Linked DNA regions of Homo sapiens: region 2 is linked to region 1. Evidence: chromatin loops called from intact Hi-C (ENCODE). Cell type or tissue: heart right ventricle. All regions are shown on one strand. Links, peaks and the distances in the headings refer to the core of each region. The heading gives the core; the rest is flanking DNA.

Region 1 (10,382 bases), core at 1,247-9,246:
GACTGGATTAAGAAAATGTGGCACATATACACCATGGAATACTATTCAGCCATAAAAAAGGATGAGTTCATGTCCTTTGTAGGGACATGGATGAAGCTGAAAACCATCATTCTCAGCAAACTATCGCAAGAACAAAAAACCAAACACTGCATGTTCTCACTCATAGGTGGGAATTGAACAATGAGAACACTTGGACACAGGAAGGGGAACATCACACACCGGGGCCTGTTGTGGGGTGGGGGAAGGGGGGAGGGAAAGCATTAGGAGCATGATGAGTTAATGGGTGCAGCACACCAACATGGCACATGTATACATATGTAACAAACCTGCATGTTGTGCACATGTACCCTAGAACTTAAAGTATAATAAAAATGAAAAAATAAAAAAAAATCAAACAACCTAATTAAAAAAATGGTCAAAATATTTGAAAAGGGCCGGGTGCATTGGCTCACACCTGTAATCCTAGCCCTTTGACAGGCCGAGGCAGGCGGATCACTTGAGGTCAGGAGTTCAAGATCAGCCTGGCCAACATGGCAAAACCCCGTCTCTACTGAAAATACAAAAATTAGCCTGGCGTGGTGGCACACACCTGTAATCCCAGCTACTCGGGAGGCTAAGGCAGGAGAGTGGCTTGAACCCAGGAGGTGGAGGTTGCAGTGAGCCGAAATAGCACCACTGCACTCCAGCCTAAGTGACAGAGCAAGACTCCATTTCAAAAAAAAAAAATTTGAAAAGACATATCTTAGTCCATTCAAGCTGAGATAACAAAATACCACAAACTGGGTGGCTTACAAACAACAGAAATATATTTCTCACAGTCCTGGAGGCTGGGATATCCAAGAGTGAGATACTGACAGATTCAGTGTCTGGCGAGGGCCAACTTCCTGGTTCCTAGATGACACCTTCTTGCTGTGTCCTTGCATGGTGGAAGGGGTCGGGGGTCTCCCTGGGGCCTCTTTGGGCCTCTTTTATAAGGGCACTAATCCCATTCATGAGGGCTCCACCCTCATGACCTAATCACCTCCCAAAGGCCCCACCTTCTACTACCCTCACCTTGGGGGTTAGGATCTCAACATATTAATTGGGGCAAGGAGAGGAAATCACAAACATTCAGACCATAGCAAGACACTTCCTCAAAGAAGATATGTGGCCAGTAAATAAGCACATAACATCATTATCATTAGGAAATGCAAACTAAAGCCACAATAAAGACTACAACACACCCACCAGAAGGACTAATTTTTTTTGAGACAGAGTCTCACTCAATTGCCTAGGATGGAGTGCAGTGGCATGATCTCGGCTCACTGCAACCTCTGTTTCCTGGGTTCAAACGATTCTCCTGCCTCAGCCTCCCGAGTAGCTGGGATCACAGGCATGTGCCACCACGCCCGGCTAACTTTTGTATTTTTAGTAGAGACGGTGTTTCACCATGTTAGCTAGGCTGGTCTCAAACTCCTGGCCTCAAATGATCTGCCTGCCTCGGCCTCCCAAATTGCTGGAATTACAGGCATGAGCCACCGTGCCCGGCCGCACTATGACTCCCTATTATCTTTTAGGGGAGGAATTTGTTTTGGTTAAACATATTTCTTAGTTTTTCCACAATGAACATATATTGCTTTTGTAAAACAAAAGGTATCTGAAACGGGTCTCAATCAATTTAAAGGTTTATTTTGCCAAAGTTAAGGACATATCTGGAAGATAAAAACACAGAATCACAGAAACAGTCCGTGGTCTGTGCCTTTCTCCGAGGATGATTTTAAGGGCTTCAATATTTAAAGAGGAAAAGCTGGCTGGAAGGGAAAGAGGGAGGGTGTATGGTCATCCACAGGTTGCAAGGGAGAAGGAGCAGGCAGGGGGATGGTCAACTATGAATTATCTGGTGCTCAGTAAATTAGCACTTTACATAAGGGTAAGGTGAACATAGAGTAGCCGCCTGTGGAGATATTTAACTTTTTATCTGTAGCTATCTGCTCAGGAACCAGAGGAAAGGCAATTTCTTGCACGACTCAAATTTCAGCTTAATTTTTTTTCTTTCGGCTTAGTGAATTGGAATTACAATTCACTATGGGGTCTCAATATACCCTCTCGTGTATCTGTCTGACTTCAGGTCAATCTCTGACAAGCTGTTGGCTCTGCAAGGCAGGCGGGATCTTACTCTTCTGTCCACAGGATGCAGCAGAGTGTAGCTTTAGCACACACTCAATAAGATATGGGAATGGATGGGAGGACGAGGTCCCTCAGGATGGCAGCAGGAGTCTGCAGAGTCTGACAGATCACACCCTCTTGGTCCTTTAATCCATTGCTTCTGAAGCCTGTTCAGGTGGCAATGGGGAATGCCACGGAAAAGCCATCTCTTGCAAACCAAGAATGACTTCCTTAAAAATTATGAAATTTCTGCCAGGAGCACTCTTGTTCTTCGTGCCATTCAGGGTATCAGATTAAAACAGATTCACCATTTGCTCCTTCTTCCATCACATTCATTTGGTATTCTATGGATTCATTTTATCTAGGGGTACTCTTTGCCAGCAAACAAGATTGCAGGGGAAGGAGGGGAAGAGCAAAGATTTAAGAATAAGAAAAAAGAACATTGCACATTAAGCTAATTCTACCCATTAACTTTTTTTTCCATGGATCGGGAAAGATGGCCACCTGCCCGGGCCTGTTCTGCCCCTCTCAGTCCTTTGCCATTTGGGAAACTGTGCTCCGTCCTTGGGTCCTGATTTCTCACCCACCCCAGCATCCTCTTCTTCTTAGCCTAAGCGCTGTTTTCCTAAAGTTAAGCCCCAGACAGAAAGGGGTAGTAGGCCGTTTTGCTTTTGTTTGGGAGAGAATGCGGCAGCCGCCAGGGTCACTGTGTGAGAGGTACTGAGTGAGCTCCTGGCGTGTGTCTTGTCGTTTGATCATCCCAGTACCGCTAAGAGGTCAGAACTGTTGTGGAGGAGGCGATCCATTGCTGAGGGCATATGGCCAAGAAGAGCACAACTAGAATTCAGGTCTCTGCCACCAAAGGCCACAGTTTTGACTGAGACACTGTGGCCCATTAAAGATGCAAGTTGACCAACACTACGAGCCCTGAGGTTTCTGGTGTGTAGCAGCCTGGGCCTGCTGTTGGGGACTGAAGGGACATTGGGGTGATAACACCCACCCCTCCCCTCACCCCCAGGCTGAGCCCTTCATTCCTGACAACAGGGCTGAGACTCCTGTCTGCTATCTCTTAGATTAGCCCACAGCTATTTTTATTCTGCTCTTGCTCAGGGAAGAAACACAGCTTGGGCAAACCCTCCAGCAGGGCCCCAGGGAAGACCACCATTAGCCAAGGAAGAACACAGAGCTTGCTTCACTATCTTTTCTCAGCCACCTACATACACTAACACAATGTATGGATGCCTTCTTTTCAGAACAAGGTTGACACGAATCTGTCAAAATAAAGCGAATGCTCATCTCCTGGTTTGGTGGGAAAGAGGTTTCAAAGAGATGGGCTGGATGAAGGGAAAAGAGACCCAAGAAGGAGAAAATAGGAAGCGTGCTAGGGAAGCCAGGAAGCCCGGGAAGGCCCAGGCTGTGGGGTGGGGAGCGATCAGGAACGTGGGGCGGATGAGGAGCACCAGCCACAGGGCGGTGGAGCTGATCAGGGTCTGGAGCTTGCCTGGGAGGCCTGCATTGCACATTTAACTTTTGAATTATGGCTGAGCATCCTGTAGATATGGTCAAAGTGTAGGAACATGGATGACCTTTCCTTTGATACAAAGGGAACAAGATCTGAAGCATTTAAGCCTGAATAGGAGAGGAGTTGCCAGAGAGGTAAGACGGAAGCCAAGAGAGCGTGGCACCACATAGCCGGGGAGCTTTCTGGAAGAACCAGTGCCCAACAGGGCCAAAGATTGTGAGAGGTAAGAAAAGGGTGGGTATGGGCGGGAGATGGGCTCCAGGTTGGCAGCCTGAGGTCACTGAGCCCCTACACTCACCTCTTGCCACGCAGCCTTGCTTGCCCTCCTCAGATGTGCCAGTGTGCCCCTGCCCGGCCTTTGCTCCAGCTGCTCCCTCTGTGCAGAACCCTCTCTCGACTGTCCCCAGGACGCACCTCCCCTGCCTCAAGTCTTTGCTCAAATCCTACCCCAGTGAGACCAACCTTGACCACTCTGCTTAACACTGCAAACCTGCTCCCACCTCTCCATCCAGATCGCCATCAATAAGCTCCACTCTTCCCAAACCACTCATTTCATGTATTAACTGTTTATCATCTGCCCAACATCCCCTACACACCAGAAGGTCCATGACAACAGAGAATCTTTGTTTTGTTCACTGTGTAGCTCTAACACAAGTACCTGGTACATAGTAGGTGCTCAGTAAATACTTCTTGAATGAAAGATCTCTTGATGACTGCTCTATACCTTTAACTCCTTGACTGTCAGCTAATCAAAATGTAACAGATGAGCCGGGCACAACGGCTCATTCCTGTAATCCCAGCACTTTGGGAGGCTGAGGTGGAAGGATTGCTTGAGCCCAGGAGTTTGAGACCAGCCTGGGCAACAAAGTGAGACTTCATCTCTACAAAAAATAAACAAAATTTAGCCAGGCGTGGTGGTGCACACCTGTAGTCCCAGCTACTCAGGAGGCTGAGGTGGGAGGATCGCTTGAGCCTAGGAGGCAGAGGTTGCAGTGAGCCATTGTCGCACCACTGCACTCCAGCCTGGGCAAAAGAGCAAGACCCTGTCTAAAAAAAAAAAAAAAAAAGGTAGCATCTGAGCTTGCATTACTATTTAACAGTGAAAATTATGGCCACTTAGGAAACATATCCAAAAACAAAATATAGGTAAGCTTCATACATTTATGTTTTAAAAAATCTGGCCAGGCGCGGTGGCTCACGCCTGTAATCCCAGCACTTTGGGAGGCCAAGGCAGGCGGGTCACGAGGTCAGGAGTTCAAGACCAGCCTGGCCAAGATGGTGAAACCCAGTCTCTACTAAAAATACAAAAAAAAAATTAGCCGGGCGTGGTGGCAGGTGCCTGTAATCCCAGCTACTCAGGAGGCTGAGGCAGAGAATTGCTTGAACCTGGGAGGCGGAGGTTGCAGCGAGCCAAGATTGCGCCACTGCACTCCAGCCTGAGTGACAGACCGAGACTCCGTCTCAAAAAAAAAAAAATCTGATACCTACATATAAATATATACTGCATATACACACGCAGTACATATATATATATATGCAGTGTGTGTGTGTGTGTGTGTATATATATATATATATATATATATATATATATATATATATATCCATAAGAGCATTTCAAATGGACCGATGAAGATTACCACACCCACTGCAAGAAGGCAGAGCAAATGTGGACACTGCCCTCTCATGGTTGAGCATGGAGAGGGCCGCATTCTGCTTTGGGGAAGGATTAACCCTGGTGGCTGGTGGAGGTTGCAAGATGTTGTTATCAATGACATTTCAAAATGGGTCACATTCAACTCTATTTTCAGGAGGAGGCAAGTAAAAGAGGAATAAAGTGTCAAAGGGAGCAATTTTAGGGCATACAGAGCCCACGCAATTCCATATTGTGAGGAGGATGTTGACAATTAGTGGGAAGCAGTAAAGAAAAATGTTAAGACAAGAAAATCTGAACTTGATAACATCCATCTGCTGCACTTACAGCTGGAATCTGAGTGGGAATTTCCCATCTGTGCTTTATTCTCAGCTTTAATTTGACTATAAATAAGACACATGTGTGCACAATCTGCACCGAGTGTCTTTTGGGGCCAGGAATTGTTTAAGGATGATATACAGCCTACAAAATTATGTGTGTGTGTGTGTGTGTGTGTGTGTGTGTGTACACAGTGTGGATCTATACTTAGATCCACACTTTAACTTGGAATCCACTCATTAAGCTGGTCTGAGATGTGCAGCTAGTTTTTTATAACTTGGTCCCATGATGATCTGCCACTTTATAACTGAGGCCTTAACTCTTGACATCCTCTGCTCAAACACCTCTAACAGAATGCTGGTGCCTGGCCCAGCTTTTCCTGAAGCACCGCTGCTGTCAGCTGCAGGAAACCTCAGTGCCCAGGGCCCAGGGGGTGGCAGCATTTGGAAAGGCCATGGCAGGCCTGGTCTGAAGACAGCTAGCTACACTTGCTGCTTTATATTCTCATTGGATTCTCAAGTTGACTCTATGAGGACCCATATGGATTATCACCTCCATTTTACAGATAGGAAAACTGAGGCTTAGCAACATAAAGTAACTTGCCAATGGTCCTGTGGTCCATTAGCAGTGGAGCCAAATCTCAAAACCAAGTGTTTGAGCCAAGGATCAAAGTCCATGTTCTTCCCACTTTCCCTTCAGCCTCCACACTGCCCTTCCCAGGTCCTCTGGGGCTATAAATAGTGGGGGAGGCTGGGATTTCAAGCTTGAGGTCAGCCAGGCCTGCAGCACAAAAGACACAGCACCTCTAGGACTGGCCTAGCCTGGGCCCTCTCCCTCTGGCCTGGACAGAACTCAGGCTCACACAGTCTCAGCTTCTCACTAGCTTCTCCCTCCTTGGTTATACTTAGCTCTGGACATCAGAGAGAAAGGCATGTGCCAGCCCGAATCACTGCACACCCCCAGGCCTGGCCAGGCTGCTGTGGTAGAGAATGGCATTGCAGCCTTTTCAGATGTTGGTGTGAGCCACTTCCAACAAGGGCTGTTTTCTGTTCTGTTTCTGTTTTTTTGTTTTTTTTTTTTAAATACAGACAGGGTCTTGCTATGTTGTCTAGCTGGTCTTGAACTCCTGGGCTCAAGTGATCATCCTGCCTCAGCCTCCCAAAATGCTGGGATTAGAGGTATCAGCCACCACACCTGGTTGAACAGGGGCTGTTGGACCCTCCTTCCTGATAGTCTGTGAGATTTTATTTCCGTGTCTCCTTCTGTTCCTCCTTGAGGGAGGAACCATGTCTGGTTCACCAATGTATTTGTCATGTTCAGCAGCGTCTATAACACCCTGTGTGTGGCAGCTGTTTAATAGTTCCTTGTTGTTGGGTGGGGACAGAAAGAAAATAACAATGCTAATTCGTTGTTGAATGAATGAATAAATAAATAATCTAGGTTCATGTCCTAAAAATCTGGACATCAAGAAAAGAGGGCTGGGCATGGTGGCTCACACCTGTAATCCCAGCACTTTGGGAGGCCAAGATGGGTGGATCACCTGAGGTCAGGTGTTCGACAGCAGCCTGGCCAACATGGAGAAACCCCATCTCTACTAAAAAAATACAAAAATTAGCTGGGTATGGTGGTGTGTGCCTGTAATCCTAGCTACTTGGGAGGCTGAGGCAAGAGAATCTTTTGAACCCAGGAGGCAGAGGCTGCAGTGAGCCAAGATTGCGCCATTGCACTCCTGCCTGGATGATAGAGCAAGTCTCCATCTCAAAAAAAAAGAAAAAAGAAAAGAGGAACACACATTCCCAGAGGGCTATCTTACAAAATCAAATACATTTTATTCTATTAAATAAAATCAAGTTTATTCAAGGAATGACCAGGAGTTTTCATCACCTTTCTTCCTACCTCTTCTCTCTTCCCTCCACCAGATCTGGCATTTAAGGGCACGATGGGAGCGGGAGACAGGAGGGGCATCCGGTCCTGGAGGCTGGACTTTAAGTGCTCCACGCAGCAGCGGCCTCCCATAGTGCACAATGGTGGAAGGAGGCGGTTCGTATGTCCCCAGGGCGGCATCCCAATGCCAGACCTTCCTCCCATGGCTCTGTTCACCCTTTACAAGCCAGCTACTTGCAGAAAAGTGGGGCACTGTGTTCCATCCAACCTGCAGGCAACTGGTGCAAACGGAGGGGTGTGTGGCTCAGCTTAGCAGCCTAGAGCTCAGGAACCAGGACAGATCCTGAAACAGGAGCTGAAAGGGCCAGAACTGGCACCTTTGGGATCTCACAAAAATGGAAAGAGCCGCTTTTTCACAATATAGAGGACCGTAGCAAGAAACAGGGCTAGCGCAAGGAAGATGAGAAGCTTGTCCGTCAGCTCCCGGCGATTGTATTTTGTGATAAGCTTCCGGCCCAGCTGGATGGTGCCCGACATGGACTTAAATTCTTCATTTGCATCCAGGATCGTTCGTGAAGAAGTGACTGAAACAAAAGAGGAAGGAGGCCCAACTCAGAGACTGCAGCTCAAGATCCAAAGACCTCACTCTGCTGGCTGGGGTGCTGATAAAAACCAGCATTCTCAAGTGAGTTCCTCTGAGCTGGAATCAAAGCATGTGGAGACCAGCCAAGGAGCTGACAAGGAAAGGCTCCTCCCCAGGTCCCATCAGCTCCAGAGAGTGAGGGGGGGTTTGTCTGGGAGTCCTTGAACATGAGCGTCACCAGGGAGAAGGGCAGAAGAGGCTTGCTCACCCAGCCACCTCCTCAGCTCTCTGAAGCAGATGGACGCTGCTCAGGGAAACCACCAGCCACAAAATCAACCCAGGGATCGTGGGCAGGCACTGTGAGGTCTGTGTTGGGGCAGCAGCCAAATGCACCAGAACCTTCCACCTATGAGGTGCGGCCTCCAGGACATCTGCTGGCCAGACCGGCACTTTGCAGGATCTCAAAAGGGCAAGGGTGTCCCGGGCTCTGCCGTAAGCCCTCACACATACCAGTCCCTCAGGCCAGGGATACTGGCTGTAGCTTTAAGGAGGTGACACCTAAGAAGAGGCCCACGTCCCTTAAGGAATCACTGTCCCCAGAGTCAGATGTATTTCTGAATATGGGTATCTGGGCCTGACGCTGAGGGTAGAAGGTGTACCTGGCGAGGTTCTCCCACAAAACATAGCAAGGCATCATCAGAACAGCCATTGAATAGAACACATTAAGTGAAAAGGGAAAGTATAAAGGAACGCCTGTGAAATGTTTCCATTTAGGTAAGAAACAGGGAGATAAATGGTATTTCATTTGCTTAAGTTACAAAAGCTTGGAGGATCACAAGATATTTTTTAAGACACTGGTTACAGAGGTTGCCTCTGGGAAGTGGACCAGAGGGCTGGCAGGTAGGGGTCAGCTGGAGGTCAGAACAGAGAGTGATCTTTTTTGTGTCCCTTTTGTACTCTCCAGAGCTGTGCTGACCAATATGGCAGCCCCTAGACATGCGAGGCTGCTGTGCATAGAAAAACGTGGCTAATGCAAATGGAGATGTCAGGAGATGTAAGTGTCAAACCCACACAATGTTTCTTTTCTTTTTTTTTTTGAGATGCAGTCTCACTCTGTCACCCAGGCTGGAGTGCAGTGGCGTGATCTTGGCTCATCACAACCTCCACCTCCCAGGTTCAAATGATTCTCCTGCCTCAGCCTCCCCAGTAGCTGGGACTACAGGCATGCACCACCACGCCCAGCTAATTTTCTTTTTGTATTTTTAGTAGAGACAGGGTTTCAACATGTTGGTCAGGCTGGTCTCGAACTCCTGACCTCAAGTGATCTGCCCGCCTTGGCCTCCCAAAGTGCTGGGATTACCGGCATGAGCCACCGCGCCTGGCCAAAATCCACACGATGTTTCAAAGACTTAATCTAAGAAAAAGGAATGTAAAATATCTCAATAGTTTTTAATATTAGTTTTACATTGAAATTATAATATTTTACATAATGGGTTAAATAAACATCTTACTAAAATTAATTTCTTATGTTTCTTTTTACTTTTTAACATGTGCCTACTGGAAAATTTAAAGTTACATACGTGGCTGCTGTTGCGTTTCTATGGCAGTCCTGGGCTAGAGTTTTCTTATCCTTCTCTATGCTGTATGTGTTACCTTTTTAAAAATTAAAAGCTAATAAGTAAATAGGATAAATTATCAGAGGAAACACAGCAGCGTTTTGAAAATGACAGATAAAAGGAGAAAAACAAACACTCACAGAACAGGAATCCCTCTCCGCCTGCTTTCTCCACGCCTGCCTGCTGCGATTTCAAAACCCTGAGATCTTGCTAAGTAAAAATCTAATAGGCCTTTCTTTTTAAACTTTATTATTACGGAGAATTTTGAACCATCACAGAGCAGACAGCATAATATCATGAAATGCCATGTGTCCACCACCCATAACCAAGAACCACCAACCTCTGAAATCCTGCTCCCCCTCCCCCCAACTGCAACTACTCCTGCAATTGTGGAGCAAATTCCAGACACCATATTCCTAATAAGCTTTTTGTTTTAAAATTATGGTCCTAGTAGGCTTTTAAATCAAGCTGAATTTGTGAGGCATAAGGAAAGGGTTAAGAACTGTATTCTTCTCTTTTCTTCAATAGTTATCGCTTGTACAAAATGGGCCCCAAGAACACCGGGACCCTCTCAACACCCCAGAAGCCACCAGCATTTGTGTTTCCTTCCCACTGTTAGCGGGGGGTATGCTGTCGCCACACCAGAGCATAAAAGCCCTGGGC
Region 2 (10,382 bases), core at 1-8,000, 62 kb before region 1:
CAGCGCAGCCGGCCACTGCCGCCGCCAACAACAACTTCGTGAACTTCGGCGTCGGGGACTTGAATGCGGTTCAGAGCCCCGGGATTCCGCAGAGCAACTCGGGAGTGTCCACGCTGCATGGTATCCGAGCCTGGTAGGGAAGGGACCCGCGTGGCGCGACCCTGACCGATCCCACCTCAACAGCTCCCTGACTCTCGGGGGGAGAAGGGGCTCCCAACATGACCCTGAGTCCCCTGGATTTTGCATTCACTCCTGCGGAGACCTAGGAACTTTTTCTGTCCCACGCGCGTTTGTTCTTGCGCACGGGAGAGTTTGTGGCGGCGATTATGCAGCGTGCAATGAGTGATCCTGCAGCCTGGTGTCTTAGCTGTCCCCCCAGGAGTGCCCTCCGAGAGTCCATGGGCACCCCCGGTTGGAACTGGGACTGAGCTCGGGCACGCAGGGCCTGAGATCTGGCCGCCCATTCCGCGAGCCAGGGCCGGGCGCCCGGGCCTTTGCTATCTCGCCGTCGCCCGCCCACGCACCCACCCGTATTTATGTTTTTACCTATTGCTGTAAGAAATGACGATCCCCTTCCCATTAAAGAGAGTGCGTTGACCCCGCACGTGTGCTTCTTTCAGCTTGCGGCGCTTCAGAAGCAGGAGAGAGGTGGCCGCCCGGGACTGGTCTCAGATCTCAGGCACAGGCATTCCCTGAGCAAATTGATAACATTGATACTAATAAAACCTAACCCTTGCTGGAACCATACTGGTTCCGTGTCGGGCACTTTCTGAGATTGTCTCATATAATCCTCAATAATCCAAAAAAAAAAAAATCCTAAAGTTTAGAAGCTGAGGCCCGGAGAGGTTTAATGACTTACCTGCGAGCAAATAGCCAGTACTAGTCGAACTCTGGTTAAATTCAGGATGCCTCACTTCAGAGACCGCCTTCCCTGTGCTCCCAAGCTCCCCTCCTTGAATCCTAATGTGTGCCAGGCACGGTTCCAGGCACTGGGCATTAAATGGACAGCAAAAGAACCTGGGCCCTCTGTAGCTGGAGAGCACCGTGATCATCCCACTTAAAAGAACTCCTTAGCCTGTTTCCAGATGGAAAAGCCAAGAACCCAAGCCCTTGGCAAGCGTTCTCAGGCTCCTCAGATGCCCCCAGATGCCACGTCGGGGCCTCATCAGCTGCCCGTGGGACTGAGTGCCGAGGCTGGACCCCAGAGAGGTGTCCTGCGGATGGTGCTCACCTCCAGCTGTGGTGAGGCCCCATAAATTCACATGGTCAAGGGAGCCCCTAAGCCCTAACCTTACTGATGTCCTTTCCTTAGGGCATTTAATTTCACCATAGTTCTGACCAACAAATGTTACTAGTGTCCTGATTTTATAGATGAGAAAACTGAGGCTCAGCGAAATCAAGTTTAAACCCTGCTTGTTATGGGACTTGCCCACTGCATGCCTCGGTGGTGGTGGTGGCGGTGGTGGTGGTGGCGGCGGCGGCGGTGGTTGCTCTTGTTTGTCTGTAAAATGAGGATAACAAACACACCTTGCTCGCATCCAGGATCGCCAGTCAGCAGGTGCTGGGACCGGACCTCCAGCTCCTCTATCACCAGCCCCAGAGCCTGAGGAACTGACCCAGGATCTTTTTAAGATACGTCTTTAAAAGGGACCAAAGCCAGAGGGAGTTGAGGATTTGTTTTCTCACTGGATATGGGTTTTTCTGATATTTTGCCCAGGAAGCACTGAGTTGGAGGCCTGGGGCATTGGGGCATCCGGCTGAGAGCTCCCTGACACAGCCAAAGCATTGCTTGTGGCAGCCAGGAACCGAGTGCTTCTCAATGTTCCCCTGACTCCCAGTAAGGGTCGCCAGGCTGGCCTGGCACAACCAGGAGCTGTCCTACTGCCTCACCAGGAACCATGCAGCCCCGCCAGCGCCTGTGGTGTCTCTCTGGGTAAGTGCCACACGCCCGTGGAAGAGGGGAGGATGCCAGGAGGTTCTAAGTACAACCACTGTCTATACCCAGTGTTACCACTGGACACAGTAGGATACAAGGGCAGTGGAGTGCAGGCAGTCTACCATCACAGGGTTCTGGGCTGTGCTGTGGGAAGGAAGAGGAAAGGGCTGTGCTCAAGGCTTGGCTGAGTAGAAGAAGGGACCTGAAGGTCTGGGCCAGCTGGCAGCTAGAGAGAGCCATCAGGAGTGGGAGCCGGATGATCAGCTCAGCCCTGGCATTCCACCTCCTGGGCCTGTGACCCTGCTGCGAGTCTTTAACATGTTCCTGTCTCAGTCTTACGGAGGGACACACTGAGGCTCCTCCAGGTTGCCAGACCAGCTCCTAAGCAGGACGGTGCTCTCCTGCTAGGCAGCCCCAGCCCACAGCCCCAGCAGGCCTAACTCACACAACTGGGAAATTCTTCTATCCGAAATGACCCGTATTTGCTCTTAACCAGATCGCTGTGGCCTCCGTCCCGCACTCCTGTGGGCCTTTTTCACCTTACAGGTGTCTGCAGTAGCATTAGAAACAATATTTATTTCACTTAACGTTATACCACGAGGATTTCTCCATGATACTTCCCTCTTTATGTGTCATACTCTCCCTTGGGGGACCAGCTGAGTGACCCAGGATCTCCTGCAGCTTTCCCAAGGCGCTCACAAAGGCTAACAACGGCTGGCTGGCATCTGCCAGGGCTCACCAAATGCCAGCAACCCCAGCTAAGTGTATACAGGAGTTCTCTCACCGAACCCATCTTCATTTGCAGACCGGGAAACTGAGGAGGTTACGTGGGTGGTCAAGATCATCCAGTCTCTAAGCGGGAACGGGAGCTGGGAAACACACAGGACACATACTGGGGAGAGTGTTCCTGAAGCCAGAGCCCGCCACACTGTGGATGTCTCTCCAGTAAAGATGCAGACAGAATGGCTCCAGGCCGCGCTGAGCAGAACCCAGACTCTTGCCAGTGGGGTGAGGATCTCAGGCCTCACATCCAGGCTCATGATGGGGCAAGCTGTAGACGGCAGAACTCAAGGAGCCGGCAGGGACTGCCCTTGCCTGGCTGGGGCGAGGCTTTCCTGCGTGGATGCTGAGTCAGGGAGCGAGGACTCAGGCCGGGACAGGGTCAGAAGTATCCTAAAGTAACAACACCCCGTGTTTACATGGCGACCCCCACCCCAATTATATCGGTGATATTTGTTCTGTGTTCAGTTGCTAATTGTATAAACGACGCATTCAGGGTAAGAAAACTCAACCGGCTCAGAGAAAAGCAAAACAAAGGAGAAGTGTGGGGCGCCTCCGAGGTGGCAAAGCCAGCGGAGATGAGGGTGGCGCAGGCATGAGCTCTCCATGCCTAGGGCGCCAGGGAGGCACCTAGGGGACTCATTTTATTTTTAGTATTTTTTAAAATCGAACAAGAACACGCCGCAGTTAAAAAAAATGGAGATAAACAGCGATATTAAAAGGAAAAAATGGGGGAAGGAAGGTAGGTTTATTTAAAAAAGAAAGGGAAAAAAATTAGCTTGGTGGTTCCCGGCAAAGGCGAGCCGGGGCTGGGGGTCCCCAGCACGAGGCCACCGCCTCCCACCCGGCCCCCGCCGCACTGGCTCCGCCGTCCCTTCGTTTCCTTGGGTCATTCCCAGCCCGCAGGCACAGGTTCGGCCAAATCAGAATAGCTCCCGTCCTTTCATTTTGTTTAGATTTCACCTTAAGTCGACGCCACGGTGTGTATCTAAATACCTGTATTTTTAAAGGACGCGCGGAAGCCGCAGGTTTCACCGCTGACTCGGAAACATCACGCGGTCCCGCGCGGGAGTAGCACCGTCTTCCCCGCAGCGCCCGCCCCTCGCATCCTCCGGGAAGCATTCCGAGCTCAGGCCCAGCGCTTCTACGCCGCAGGCAACAGCCTTGTGGCCTCTAAGCCTTGCCGACTCCCCTACCAGGCTGAGCTCCTGGAGAAAGGGGCCTGTGGCCTGCCTTTAATTTATCACTCACAGAGTTTATCGCGTGCCAGGCACTGTTCTGAGCTCTTTACAAGTGAACCCATTGAATCCCTTTTTATACCTCTGGGTTATCGTGAGGAAACAGATGAAGGATTCATTTTAAACCCAGAAAGAAGGAGTACGTTGCCCAGGGTCACACAGCTGGTCAGTGTCAGAGCTTGGTTTCAAGCCCAGGCAGGCTGGTTCCAGAGCCCCAGTATGTAGCGTGGTCCCATCCCAGTTCAGGACTGGCAAAGAGTAGGCGCCAGGAAATGTTTGTCCATTAAAGAGTACAGACATGATATTAGCTAACAATTCCTGGATGATTTCTATGTGCCAGGCACAACAAATTACCAGAGAAGCACACTTATTATTCCCTTTGAGTCTGAGAGGAATCTCAGACGGGATGGTGGCAGCTGGGACTCCAGGGATGCAGCCCGGCCCTCTTGCTGCGACTCAGAGGAGAGCTCACCCCAGTGGTGAGCAGTGAAGAGACCCGAGGGCGAGACCCTCAGATCACCATGGGCTCCTCACCCTGCTGCAGCCCACAGCTGCGTGGAATAACAGTATGGATTATTGCCTAACATCTGTTGGTGCTTACTTTGTGCCAGGCCCAGGGCTAAATGCTTACCCTGCAAATCTCATTCTGTCATTTTCCAAGGAGGAAATTGAAACCCGGAGAAGTTAAAAACATCACCTACCTAAGGCCACTCCAGTAGTGTGGAGTGGGGAAGCTGGTGCTGGGATCCAGATGGTTCCAGAGAGCCCTAGCTCTTCAACCCACTCTCAGCAGCTCCCAAGCCTGCCCAAAGAGACAAACTGCCTGGAGGCCGGGACAAACCCAAACCCCTGCCTGCCCCAGCTGCCTTGAACTGGACTCCCCAGGGACAGGGCCTTCAAAACTGCATTGGTGTCCAGATGATTCTCATCATTTGGCAGGTTGGAGAACCGCAACCGCCACCAGCAGAGGCCCCAGACTGCACGGGCTCCAGTTCTTGAGGGCCTGCAAGAAACTGGAGTCAGATTTCCCCTCTCCAGGCCCTGCTCTTCTATCTCAGGGTCTCTGTGTGTTTGCTGTGATCCAATGGCTGAGGCACAAGCCAGGCAGCCCTGGGGACCCCGGGCAGGAAAGTGGAATGGTGGAGGCTGGGAGAGGGACTCTGGGACATGCCCGTCTCAGTCTGGACCCCAAAGCCATCCCTGTGGCTTGTGAAGCTCAGGTCCTGCCAGTGCTGCTTTGGAGAGAAGAGCAATTTGGGGGGAATATTCCGAGACAGTCCATTTCTTCTACCCAGATCCTAAACTCCACACCGGAGTCCTGCAGGAAGCAGACTAGGAGCAAACCAGCCTCCGTGGGGGCTTATAGTATGCCAGGCTCTCTGCGTGAGCTCACTGAAGCTTTGAAATCTGCTGTTCATTGTGGAGTCCATTTTACAGATGAAGAAAGTGAGCCTTAAAAGGGTTTTGTCAGGGCCGGGCGGGGTGGCTTACGCCGGTAATCCCAGCATTTCAGGAGGCAGAGGTAGGTGGATCACAACATCAGGAGATCGAGACCATCCTGGCTAACACGGTGAAACCCCATCTCTACTAAAAATACAAAAAATTAGCCGGGCGTGGTGGCGGGCGCAGTGGCAGGTGCCTGTAGTCCCAGCTACTCAGGAGGCTGAGGCAGGAGAATGGTGTGAACCCGGGAGGCGGAGCTTGCAGTGAGCCAAGATCATGCCACTGCACTCCAGCCTGGGCGACAGAGCAACACTCCGTCTCAAAAAAAAAAAAGGTTTTGTCGGGCCAGGCACAGTGGCTCATGCGTATAATTCCAGCACTTTTGGGGGCTGAGGCGAAGGATTGCTTGAGCCCAGGAGTTCAAGACCAGCTTGGGCAACACAGGGAGACCTTGTCTCTACAAAAAAAATCAAAAAATTAGCTGGGCATGGTGGTGCACGCCTGTGGTCCCAGCTACTCAGGAGGCTGAGGCAGGAGGATCGCTTGGGCCCAGGAGGTCGTGGCTGCAATGAGCTATGAGTGTTCTGCCGCACTCCAGCTGCACTCCAATCTGAGCAACAGAGTAAGACTTTGCCTCCAAAAAAAAAAAAATTTTTGTCACTTTCCCTATTCCTGCAGTTAGAAAGTAGCCAAGCCAAGTTCCATGACCAAATGCCCTTCTTTCCAGTATACCCTAAACTATCCTCACCTATCTTGAACTCCAGCTCAGCAGACGTCTTGAAATGGACTCATATTAGCCTCACAGCACTCACCTCACCCCCTGCCCCTGACTGGTTTTCTCTGCCTTCAGCTTTTCAGGTGAGATCTTTAAAATAAGTGGCTATAGGCTGAAAGTGCCTCCTGCAATTAACCAGTTTACCCAGGCCCTGGACCGCCAAACAGCTACTCAGCTGCTTAAACTGGCTCATAAGTACAGACCAGAGACAAAGCAAGTGAAGAAGCAGAGGCTTTTGTCCCAGGCCAAGAAGAAAGCTGCTGGCAAAGGGGACAGCCCCACTAAGAGACCATCTGTCCTTTGAGCAGGAGTTAACACCATCACCACTTTGGTAGAGAACAAGAAAGCTCAGCTGGTGGTGATTGCACACAACGTGGATCCCATCAAGCTGGTTGTCTCCCTGCCTGCACTGTGTCATAAAAGGGGGGTCCCTTACTGCATTATCAAGGGGAAGGCAAGACTGGGGCGTGTAGTCAGTCCACAGGAAGACCTGCACCACTGCCGCCTTCACACAGGTTAACTCAGAAGACAAAAGAGCTTTGGCTAAGCTGGTGGAAGCTATCAGGACCAATTACAACGACAAATATGATGAGATCCACCGTCACTGGGGAGGCAGTGTCCTGGGTCCCAAGTCTGTGGTTCACATCGCCAAGCTTGAAAAGGCAAAGGCTAAAGAACTTGCCACCAAACTGGGTTAAATGTACACTGTTAAGTTTTCTGTATATAAAAATAATTAAAACAATACAAATTTTCCTTCAAAAAATAAAATAAGTGGCTATATATGGAAAGGAGTCTGCATTTTCAATTAATGCAACCATTCATTATTCATTATTGTCCTTCTGTGGCCCTTCATAAATTCCCATGCAATCTCAGCAATAGGAAACATGTATTGCTAACAATGTTAGCTTAGCTTTCTCCTTACAAAAAATTGTTTTAGGGATGGGGTCTTGCTCTATTGTCCAGGTTGGGCTTCAACTACTAGACTCAAGCAATCCTCCCACCTCAGCCTCACAAATAGCTGGGACTACAGGTGCTCCGTCATGTGTAGCCTCTTCCTACAAATTAAAAAGAATAGCTTCCCCTTCCCCCAACTCCAGGCAAATTTGATGCTTAATTATCACCATATTTGTTCTCTCTGGTGCCTATTTTCACATCTTTCCATGATCCAGATTTCCTAACCACCTAGTGTAAACTCTTCAAAAGCCTTTCAAAAAGATTTGAGGCTTAAACAGTGTAAATAAATAGATGATGGTTTGAAATATCCCTAAATGTTTTCCAGATTCAGTGCACTCTCAATCAAAGTGCTAAGAGTGCATTTGTGTATTCTGTAACGTCACAGCTGAATGGAAATTTCACATGGAAGTGTAGAGATCTAAGAATAGCCAAGAAATTCTTTTTTTTTTTTTTTTTTTTTTTTTTTTTTGATGACAGGGTATCACTCTGTCACCCAGGCTGGAGTGCAGTGGTGCAATTATGGCTTACTGTGTCCTCGACTTCCTGGGCTCAAGCTATCTTCCCACCTAAGCCTCCTGAGTAACTGCCACCACAGACGCACACCACCATGCCCAGCTTATGTGTGTGTGTGTGTGTGTGTGTGTGTGTGTGTGTGTGTAGAGGTGGGTTTTCCCTATGTTGCCAGATTGGTCTTGAACTCCCGGGCTCAAGCAATCCTCCCACCTCAGCCCCCCAAACTATTGTGATTTCTGGTGTGAGCCACCGTGCCTAGAGTCCAGTCACACAGGCTGGAGTGCAGTGTCATGATCTTGGCTCACTGCAGCCTCAACCTCCTAGGCTCAGGTGATTCTCCCACCTCAGCCTCCCAAGTAGCTGGGACTACAGCTGCATACCACCATGCCTGGCTAATTTTTTGCATTTTTAGTAGAGATGAGGTTTCAGCATGTTTCCCAGGCCGGTCTCAAACTACTGGACTCAAGCAATCCATCTGCCTCAGTCTCCCAAAGTGCTGGGATTATAGGCATGTGCCACTGCACCCAGCCCCAAGACATTCTTAAATAAAGAAATAAGGAAAATGAGGTGGGGGGTTCTTTCCTATCAGTTAGCAAGGCTTGTAAAGCTATGGTAGTTAACACTGTGATACTGACACAAGGGCAGAAACATAGATCAATGAGAGAGAACAGAGTGCCTAGAATCAGAAGTATACATATACAATCCATGAAAGGGTTAGTTTTGTTTTGGGGGAAGTGAGATTTGGTTTTTTAATTAAAAGAAGTTTTTTTGAGACAGCGTCTTGCTCTGTCACCCAGGCTGGAGTGCAATGGCACGATCGCAGCTCACTGCAGTCTTTACCTACCAGACTCAATTGATCCTCCTGCCTCAGCCTCCCAAGTAGCTAGGACTACAGGCGCGCCACCACGCCCAGCTAGTTTTGTTGTTGTTGTTGCTTATTGTTATTGTTGTTGTTTGCAGAGACAGGGTTTTACCACATTGCCCAGGCTGGTCTTGAACTCCTGGGCTCAAAGGATCCTCCCACCTTGGCCTCCCAAAGTTCTGGGATTACAGGCATGAGCCACCACACCTGGCCCAGAGGTATTTTTGAAGTTCAGTGGGGAAAGGGTGAACTTTTCTATAAGTGGTTCTCCATAAGATTTAGAAAAAAAAGAGAGAGAGAGAACATCATTCACAAAATCAGATCAAGGTTAATTAAAGGCCCACCTATGAAAAGCAAAACTATGTAACACTTAAAAGACAACATAGAAAAATATTTTATGACCTTATGTTAGGAAAAGATTACTGAAACATGACTCCAAAAAGCACAAACCTTAAAGGAACAGCTGGACTACATTAAAATTAAAAATCTACGCTTAAGCCCAGGAGTTAAACCCATACTCCCCAAGACACCACACATAGAGTGAAAAGGCAAGTCAAGCCACAAAATAGAAGATATTTGCAATATATATAGCCAACAAAGCATTAGTACCAGAATATATCGTGAAATCCTAACACTTCCTGGCCACTGCACTCCAGCCTCTCTGACTTCCTTACTGTTATTCCGACAAGCCTGGCAATTCCTGCCTCAGAGTCTTTGCACTGGCTGTTCCCTTTGCTTGGACTGTCCTTCCCCCAGAATGTCTGCCTGGTGAATTCTTCATCTGCTTCCAGTCTTTACCTAAATGTCACCTTATCATGAGCCCCTTTCTGAGTACCCTATTTTAATTTGCACTCCTATGCACATACTCCTGGTAGCCCTACCTTGCTCTGATGTGTTTTTTTTCCATTAGACTTTATCATATCTAACATATTCTTTTGTTGAATGATGTATATCCCAAGCACCAGAAAGAGGGCCTGGCACTTGTAGGAGCTTAGAAAAAAATGATGCTGAATAAACAAATGAAGACAAATTACCGAAAGGGGGAAAATGGGCAGGAGAAATGAACAGGGATTTCAAGGAAAAGGAAGTACAAATGGCCCCAAAATATATAAAAAAATATACTCTGTTTATTACTTAGAAAAACAAAAAGTCATGATGAGACAATACACTTCATATAACAGATTGGCAAAAATTAGAATTGGGATAGAGTAGGCATCAGTGGGAATTCTTCTGGTAGGGGTGTAACTGAGGACAAAGACTTTAGAAGCCAGTTTGGCACAACTTAGTAAATTTGAATACGAGCCTACCCAAGATCCAGCAATTCCTCTTCTAGGAATATACACCAGGGATAGTCTTGTATATGGGTACCTAGAGACATAAGTAATGAAGTTCAAAACAGCCTTGAGTGTAAGGGTATGTCCTTGAAACCACCAAATTGCCTATCAACAGTTGGACAGAGTTATAATTAAGTTGTAGAAAATTCACAGAGTGGAATATTATACAGCAGTGAAAATGAAAGTGCCACAGCCACACTCAACAACATGAATCAATCTCAAAGATGAATCAATGCTCTAAGGTGAGCAAAAGAAGCAAGTCACTGAAGAATATAAACAATGTGATTTATTTTACATAATAGTCAAAATAGGCAAAACAAAATGATGTTTTAGTTAGGGATGTGCACCTGGATTTCAAAACTATAAAGAAAAACGAGGGAATGATTAACTCAAAATTCAGATAGTGGTTGCCTCTGGGGGAGAGAAAGAAAATGCAATGGGAAGGAGATTTCAATAGGAGCTGTGGGGCACGTTATTGTCTATGTCTTGGTCTGGGTGATGGGTACTCGTTCATTTTATTATTCTTTAAGCTATATATGTACATGCT

What was found. Peaks named below come from ENCODE experiments on the same cell type or tissue, not always from the same donor. Only the 100,000 strongest peaks of a DNase experiment are listed, where the experiment ranks them.
Region 2: it touches region 1 in a loop (7-fold over the local background); 23 of 110 quality-filtered maps call a loop at or near these places.

What each region holds. Positions count from the first base shown.
Region 1 is chr5:173,161,447-173,171,828 of GRCh38, reverse strand. It overlaps BNIP1 (BCL2 interacting protein 1), which reads right to left. Exons shown (of 6, transcript NM_001205.3): 6 at 7,442-8,104. The coding sequence ends at 7,908. Among named protein-coding and RNA genes, the nearest start is that of BNIP1, 22 kb to the right of the region's middle. In heart right ventricle, for the core only: CTCF peaks have their summits at 5,166 and 5,365 (motif pointing left); DNase peaks (open chromatin) are centred at 5,348, 6,514 and 8,529; H3K27ac peaks cover 4,696 bases.
Region 2 is chr5:173,222,324-173,232,705 of GRCh38, reverse strand. It overlaps NKX2-5 (NK2 homeobox 5), which reads left to right. Exons shown (of 2, transcript NM_004387.4): 2 at 1-597. The coding sequence ends at 137. It also overlaps the pseudogene RPL7AP33. Among named protein-coding and RNA genes, the nearest start is that of NKX2-5, 7.7 kb to the left of the region's middle. RefSeq lists enhancers at 1-580, 2,854-3,520. In heart right ventricle, for the core only: no CTCF peak of the experiment used is centred there; no DNase peak of the experiment used is centred there; H3K4me3 peaks cover 3,867 bases; H3K27ac peaks cover 4,276 bases; H3K27me3 peaks cover 5,785 bases.